Regions from separate parts of the Homo sapiens genome. Here region 1 is linked to region 2. A link is an interaction called in ENCODE POLR2A ChIA-PET data of the cell type or tissue named here. Cell type or tissue: GM12878. All regions are shown on one strand. Each heading gives the region's core, and the rest is flanking DNA. Links, peaks and the distances in the headings are about the cores only. Region 1 overlaps GNB5 (G protein subunit beta 5). Region 2 holds the start of LOC105370820 (a long non-coding RNA gene).

What was found. ChIA-PET counts read pairs that join two places held together with the same protein. Peaks named below come from ENCODE experiments on the same cell type or tissue, not always from the same donor. Only the 100,000 strongest peaks of a DNase experiment are listed, where the experiment ranks them.
Region 1: POLR2A ChIA-PET joins it to region 2 with 5 read pairs; 3 of 35 experiments call an interaction of 5 or more read pairs at or near these places.

The regions. Positions count from the first base shown.
Region 1 is chr15:52,134,288-52,137,091 of GRCh38, reverse strand. GNB5 (G protein subunit beta 5) reads left to right here. Exons shown (of 13, transcript NM_016194.4): 8 at 1,336-1,479. Among named protein-coding and RNA genes, the nearest start is that of BCL2L10, 23 kb to the right of the region's middle. In GM12878, for the core only: no CTCF peak of the experiment used is centred there; a DNase peak (open chromatin) is centred at 1,281; H3K27ac peaks cover 505 bases.
Region 2 is chr15:52,220,424-52,223,227 of GRCh38, reverse strand. MYO5C (myosin VC) reads left to right here. Exons shown (of 41, transcript NM_018728.4): 30 at 1,973-2,066. LOC105370820 (a long non-coding RNA gene) reads right to left here and starts at 2,068. Exons shown (of 4, transcript XR_007064638.1): 1 at 1,534-2,068. In GM12878, for the core only: no CTCF peak of the experiment used is centred there; a DNase peak (open chromatin) is centred at 1,260; H3K4me3 peaks cover 1,200 bases; H3K27ac peaks cover 2,186 bases.

The DNA.
Region 1 (2,804 bases), core at 26-2,525, 86 kb after region 2:
GGTCCAGGCTTGGTGATTTTAAGGTGGGTCTTGCAAGGCCGTTTTAGCTTTGGATTGGTGAGCCCAGCAAGCGAACAGTCTTTGAGTCTGGATGAGCAAGCTGTTAATCTTGGTAAGTTGTCTAATCGATTCACAGTCTTTTCTCCCAGGAGCAGGTATTTTCTGCAGCAAGCAGTTAAGTTATTTTTACTTGGTCTCAATATGGTTTAACATAGTAACAGGAAAGTTGGCCTGGTCCCAGAATTGTTTAACACAGGGATGGGGAATTATGTTGGTTTCATTCTTACTGGCAATCCTATTAAACTGAGTTCTGGGAGAACAGAAACTGAGACACAATCTTTCTGCAAACCCTCATGCATTAGCAGAGTGCCTGGCAGACACTGTCAGCACACAGCAGATGTTTCTTGAACCTGTGTATGCGTGAATATCCTCTGGCACCCGTCAGTGGTCCTGGGAAGCCTCTGGGCAGCACTGTGCTCGGGAAAAGCAGCAACAGAGAATGTCCAACAAGATGCTGCCTAGACCCCTGCTGCTCCCAGTGTGCCCCGTGACCAGCCTCAGCATTCCCTGGGAGCCTGTGAGAAGTGTAGACGCTCAGGCCCCACCCCAGACTCTATTAGCAAGCAGCCCAGTGATGTGTATGCATCAGTATCCAAGAAGCACTTTAAGTTTTTGGCCTGCACAGCAGTGGGAGGCATCGAAGGTTTTAAACACTCAGTAGAGACTCACGGAACACTTCCTACGAGCCAGGCATGTGTAGAGCCCTGTAGGTACCACCATGAGGCCGCCAGGATTTCAGCTCTGCTGGGAGGCAGGCATATAAACACAACTCAAGGACTGTGAGGGTAGGAAATGCACTCTTTCCTTCTTTGTATAGAAGAGAGATTTCTGTGCATGAACCCAGATACAGCAGGTAGGGTGTGTGTGTGTGTGTGTGTGTGTGTGTGTGTGTGTGTGTGTGTGTGTGTGTGTGTGTGTTTTCTGCTTTTCCCTGTGTGTGTGTGTGTGTGTGTGTGTGTGTGTGTGTTCTGCTTTTCCCTGCAAAACGTTAAGCCTCTGATTGACTGCCCCCGGCATAAGCAATAACCACAACCATATAAACACAACTCAAGGACTGTGAGGGTGTAGGAAATGCACTCTTTCCTTCTTTGTATAGGAGAGAGATTTCTGTGCATGAACCCAGATACAGCAGGTAGGGTGTGTGTGTGTGTGTGTGTGTGTGTGTGTGTGTGTGTGTGTTCTGCTTTTCCCTGCGGAACGTTAAGCCTCTGATTGACTGCCCCCGGCATAAGCAATAACCACAACCACCCACTTCCTGTCCTTTTCTGCGGGCAGATCCTGACAGCGAGCGGCGATGGCACATGTGCCCTGTGGGACGTGGAGAGCGGGCAGCTGCTGCAGAGCTTCCACGGACATGGGGCTGACGTCCTCTGCTTGGACCTGGCCCCCTCAGAAACTGGAAACACCTTCGTGTCTGGGGTAAAGACCCAGTGGAAATTCCCTAGGGCTCCTGTGTCCACTAAGGAGGCTTATGGTGGCAGTTCTTGTCCATTCATGGGATTAGCCTAGGCACTTCCCTAGAAGGGGCTGCAGGAATTGTTCTCAACTCCCCACTAAACCCCCAGCTCCTGCAGTGACCGCACTGGCTCCAGGCCCCTCTCGGGGGCTTGGTGGGCAGCTACAGGGCTAAGCTGTGAGGGCCTCCTTCTGTTCTGCCACTGATGTTAGCAGTCTATAGAGTAATCTGGAATGTTCTCCTGTATGAGTGCTGCAACTCAAGGTGCATATCTGCCACATTTTAAAATGTCATTCCTCAAGTAAATAGCAGAGAGTTAGCATCTGAGAGCATCAGAGATGCGCACAAGGGCATGGCAGGTCAGATGGCTACTGAGCTGAGGCAACGCTGTGATGCCACCAGGACTTTGAGGCCTGTGGGGCACTCTCCTACCCTACCCCTGCCAGCCACCATCCTCCCTCCCATCACAGGGTGCAAGAAACAGAGGCTTTGAAAGCTCAGAATTGGCAGACAGGGCCACAGAGACTCAGAGAAGCACTAGACTAGGAGTCAGGGTGCCTGGGTCAGGGCTTTGCTACCTGACTGTAAGTCGCATCCGCTATAAGTTGGCCATAGTGCATAGTGGTATTTGCACTTCCCCTCCCCAGGATGGTACAAGCAGTAGATGGAAGAGTTTGCAGTGTGTATGCAAATGGGAGGGGCAAGTCTTTCTGGGGCCAGCCTGAGAATAAGGACAGAGAGCTGGGCCAGCTGACCTTACCATGGGTCCTGTCTCACCTCCGTCAGGAGGCAGTGGTGAGACAGGACAGTGACGCACACACTGTCAGGTGACTTCTGCAGCTGGGACACATAAGGGACCTTTGCTCCAGGCTGCCCACATATCGATCCTGGGAGCCAGGCCAGGGCTGTATGAGCTGTAGTTAGCAGGGACCCTGATTTTCTTCCTGGGTATTTGGCCATGTGTAGATGTTTCAACCCTGTGCCTTGGTATCACTGTATTTATCTCTCCTCAACTCTACTGTGTTTTTAAAAAATTACTGCTATTACTGTAGATCATATTGTCTCTTTCAGAGCACTAAACTGCATCCAATTGAGTGTCCTCTAAAGATGTGAAGGCCTTTCTGGTTTCTTTGCCCACATTTTCAGTAAAGACACTCGGGATGCTGAACTCCCACAGCGGGCCTTCCTCAGATGTGTGATGGTGCTTCATTACACACCTCCCTCTGCTCCAAGTTGAAACCAACAACTTAGACACCAGTTTTAAGCTGTTACTTTTTAGCTGTTTGAT
Region 2 (2,804 bases), core at 298-2,797:
GGTAGCTCTTGAGACAGGAGTGTGTCAGAAGGCCAGTCCTGCTCATGCCTGAAATCTCACCTTTTTTTTTTTTTTTTTTGAGATGAAGTCTCACTCTGTTGCCCAGGCTGGAGTGCAATGGCATGATCTCAGCTCACTGCAACCTCCGCCTCCCAGGTTCAAGCAATTCTCCTGCCTCAGCCTCCCGAGTAGCTGGGATTACAGGCGCCCACCATCACGGTCAGCTAATTTTGCATTTTTAGTAGAGACAGGGTTTCACTATGTGGGCAAGGCTAGTCTCGAACTCCTGACCTCGTGATCCGCCTGCCTCAGCCTCCCAAAGTGGCATAAGCCACCGTGCCCGGCCTTCAAATCTCACCTTTTCAAGGGCTTCCTCTTCCATGACGTGCATTCCTAGCCACTGCATTTGTCTCATTCTTTCTTCCAACTCATGCCTACTGGCCTGGAGAAATGCTTTAGGAATCTCCTCATTCAAAAAGCCATCTCTGTCTTAACCCCACACTGCTGTGGCCATCACCCATTTCTTTGGGGTCTTAGTCAGACTTACAAAGACCCTCTAGGCATACTTCCTCCGCACACCTCCCATTCACTGCCCACCACCCCATTCTGTCGTGTGTCCCCACCACTGGCTGACTCTGCCTGCACAGAGCTGAGCACTAAGGGTTCCTTTGCACCCTCATCTTACTCAGTGTCTCAGCAGCCTCTGGCGATGCTAATCTTGCCCTCTCTGCCTTGTTCTCTTGGCTTCCAGGACGCCCCGCTCTCCCAGCATTCTTGTCCCGCCTCACTGGCTGCTGCTCCCCTACTTCCTTACTACCCCCTCCTCTCCCTAAACTGAGAGTGTTAGGAAATCTCGGGGCTGTAGCAGCAGTTGAGGACCAGGGGTGGACACAGGGAACGGTAGTGGGGGACCTTTACATCTTTGTTTATTCCTTGGATGAAACTTTAATGAGGAATTTGCAGTGAGACCCAATTGCACATTCAAACAAGTACAGATGCTCCTCAGCTTACCATGGGGCTACGTCCCAATAAACCCATCGTATGCTGGAAGTATTGTATTGTAAGTTGAAAATGCATATAATACACCTGACCTACCAAGCATCGTAGCTTAGCCCAGCCTGCCTTAAACGTGCTCAGAATGCTTACATTAGCCTGTACTTGGGCAAAATCATCTAACACAAAGCCTATTTTTATAATAAAGTGTTGAATGTCTCATGTAACTTATCAAATACTATACTGAAAGTGAAACACAGAATGGTTGAATGGGTACTTGAAGTATGGTTTCTACTAAATGCATATCACTTTCACACCATCACAAACTCGAAAAATAGTAAGTTGAGCCATCGTAAATCAGGGGCTGTCTGTATTCTTCATTTAGACTTCAGAGGCCTGGATCTCAGCCACTCAGTTTTAAAATGAGCATGTTTATAAACTTGGGGAAGGAAAAAAAACCCTGTTTTAACCTAACTGGGGGTGGAGGCGATGGACATGTAAAGAAATATACAGATAGGGACAAAGGATTGAGAAACTTACCGGGTGATTCCAGACCTCCACTAACAGAGCAGTGCATGTCCTTGAATTCAAAAGTAGCAGTGGGACCCTTTGAGATGGCTTTTCCTGTTCCTAGATGAGGAGACGATGGCTCTGGGCTTGGACCAAAGACGCTGGCTGCCATTTCTTCACCTAATTCCTCCCTCAACTCAGCATAGGATTTCTATACATGTACACATCCTTCTCTCCCTGTCGTAGCTGTGTGAGAACTGCTTCCTCTGAGCATACTGGTGTTTCCTGAGACTATATAGGTTTTGAGGTTAAAAAAAAATGTTAATCCAGTCTAATGTCGTGGCTAGCTCTTTTACACAGCTATCTGTTCTGCAGGCTGAACACCAAGATAGTTCAGTTTGCTTCTAAGATTTTAAAGTTCATAGATAAAAGTATTTTATATTCTAATATTTCTAATTCTTCTCTAAAGATGATCCCAGACTTTAAACAGCAAATTTCAGAATTGGAGAAACAGAAGCAAGATCTTGAAATCCGCCTGAATGAACAAGCTGAGAAAATGAAAGGTAACTGAAACCCTCATTAACCTGCTTTTAGAAAACGGTTTCCTGTACCCCGGAAATGACATTGAAATGTCCTTGTACTCAGGGCTTTTAAACTCTGGTTCTCTAGGGGGCTGGGCAGGTAACAAATGTGAGAAGGGGGCTAGTTGAAAGATATGGGAAGGTATGTAGGACATTTAAAGGAGGTGCAGGCTGAGTGCAGTGGCTTACACCTATAATCCCAGCACTTTGGGAAGCGGTGATGGGTGGATCATTTAAGGCCAGGAGTTCGAGTTTGAGACCAGTCTGGGCAATATGATGAAACCTCATCTCTACAAAAAAAATTTTTTTTTTTTTTTTTGAGACTGAGTTTCGCCCTTGCCCAGGCTAGAATGCAATGGTGCGATTTCGGCTCACTGGAGCCTCCGCCTCCCGGGTTCAAGTGATTCTCCTGCCACAGCCTCCTGAGTATATCAAATTACAGGCACCCACCACCACACCCAGCTAATTTTTTTTTTTTTGTATTTTTAGTAGAGATGGGGTTTCGCCATGTTGGCCAGGTTGGTCTTGAGCTCCTGGCCTCAGGTGATCCACCTACCTTGGCTTCCCGATGTTCTGGGATTACAGCCGTGAGCTACTGAACCCAGCCCAAAAATTTTTTTAAAATAAGTCAGGCTTGGCAGTATGCGCCTGTAGTCCCAGCTATGTGGGAGACTGAAGTGGAAGGATTACTTGAGCCCGGGAGGTGATGGCTGAAGTGAG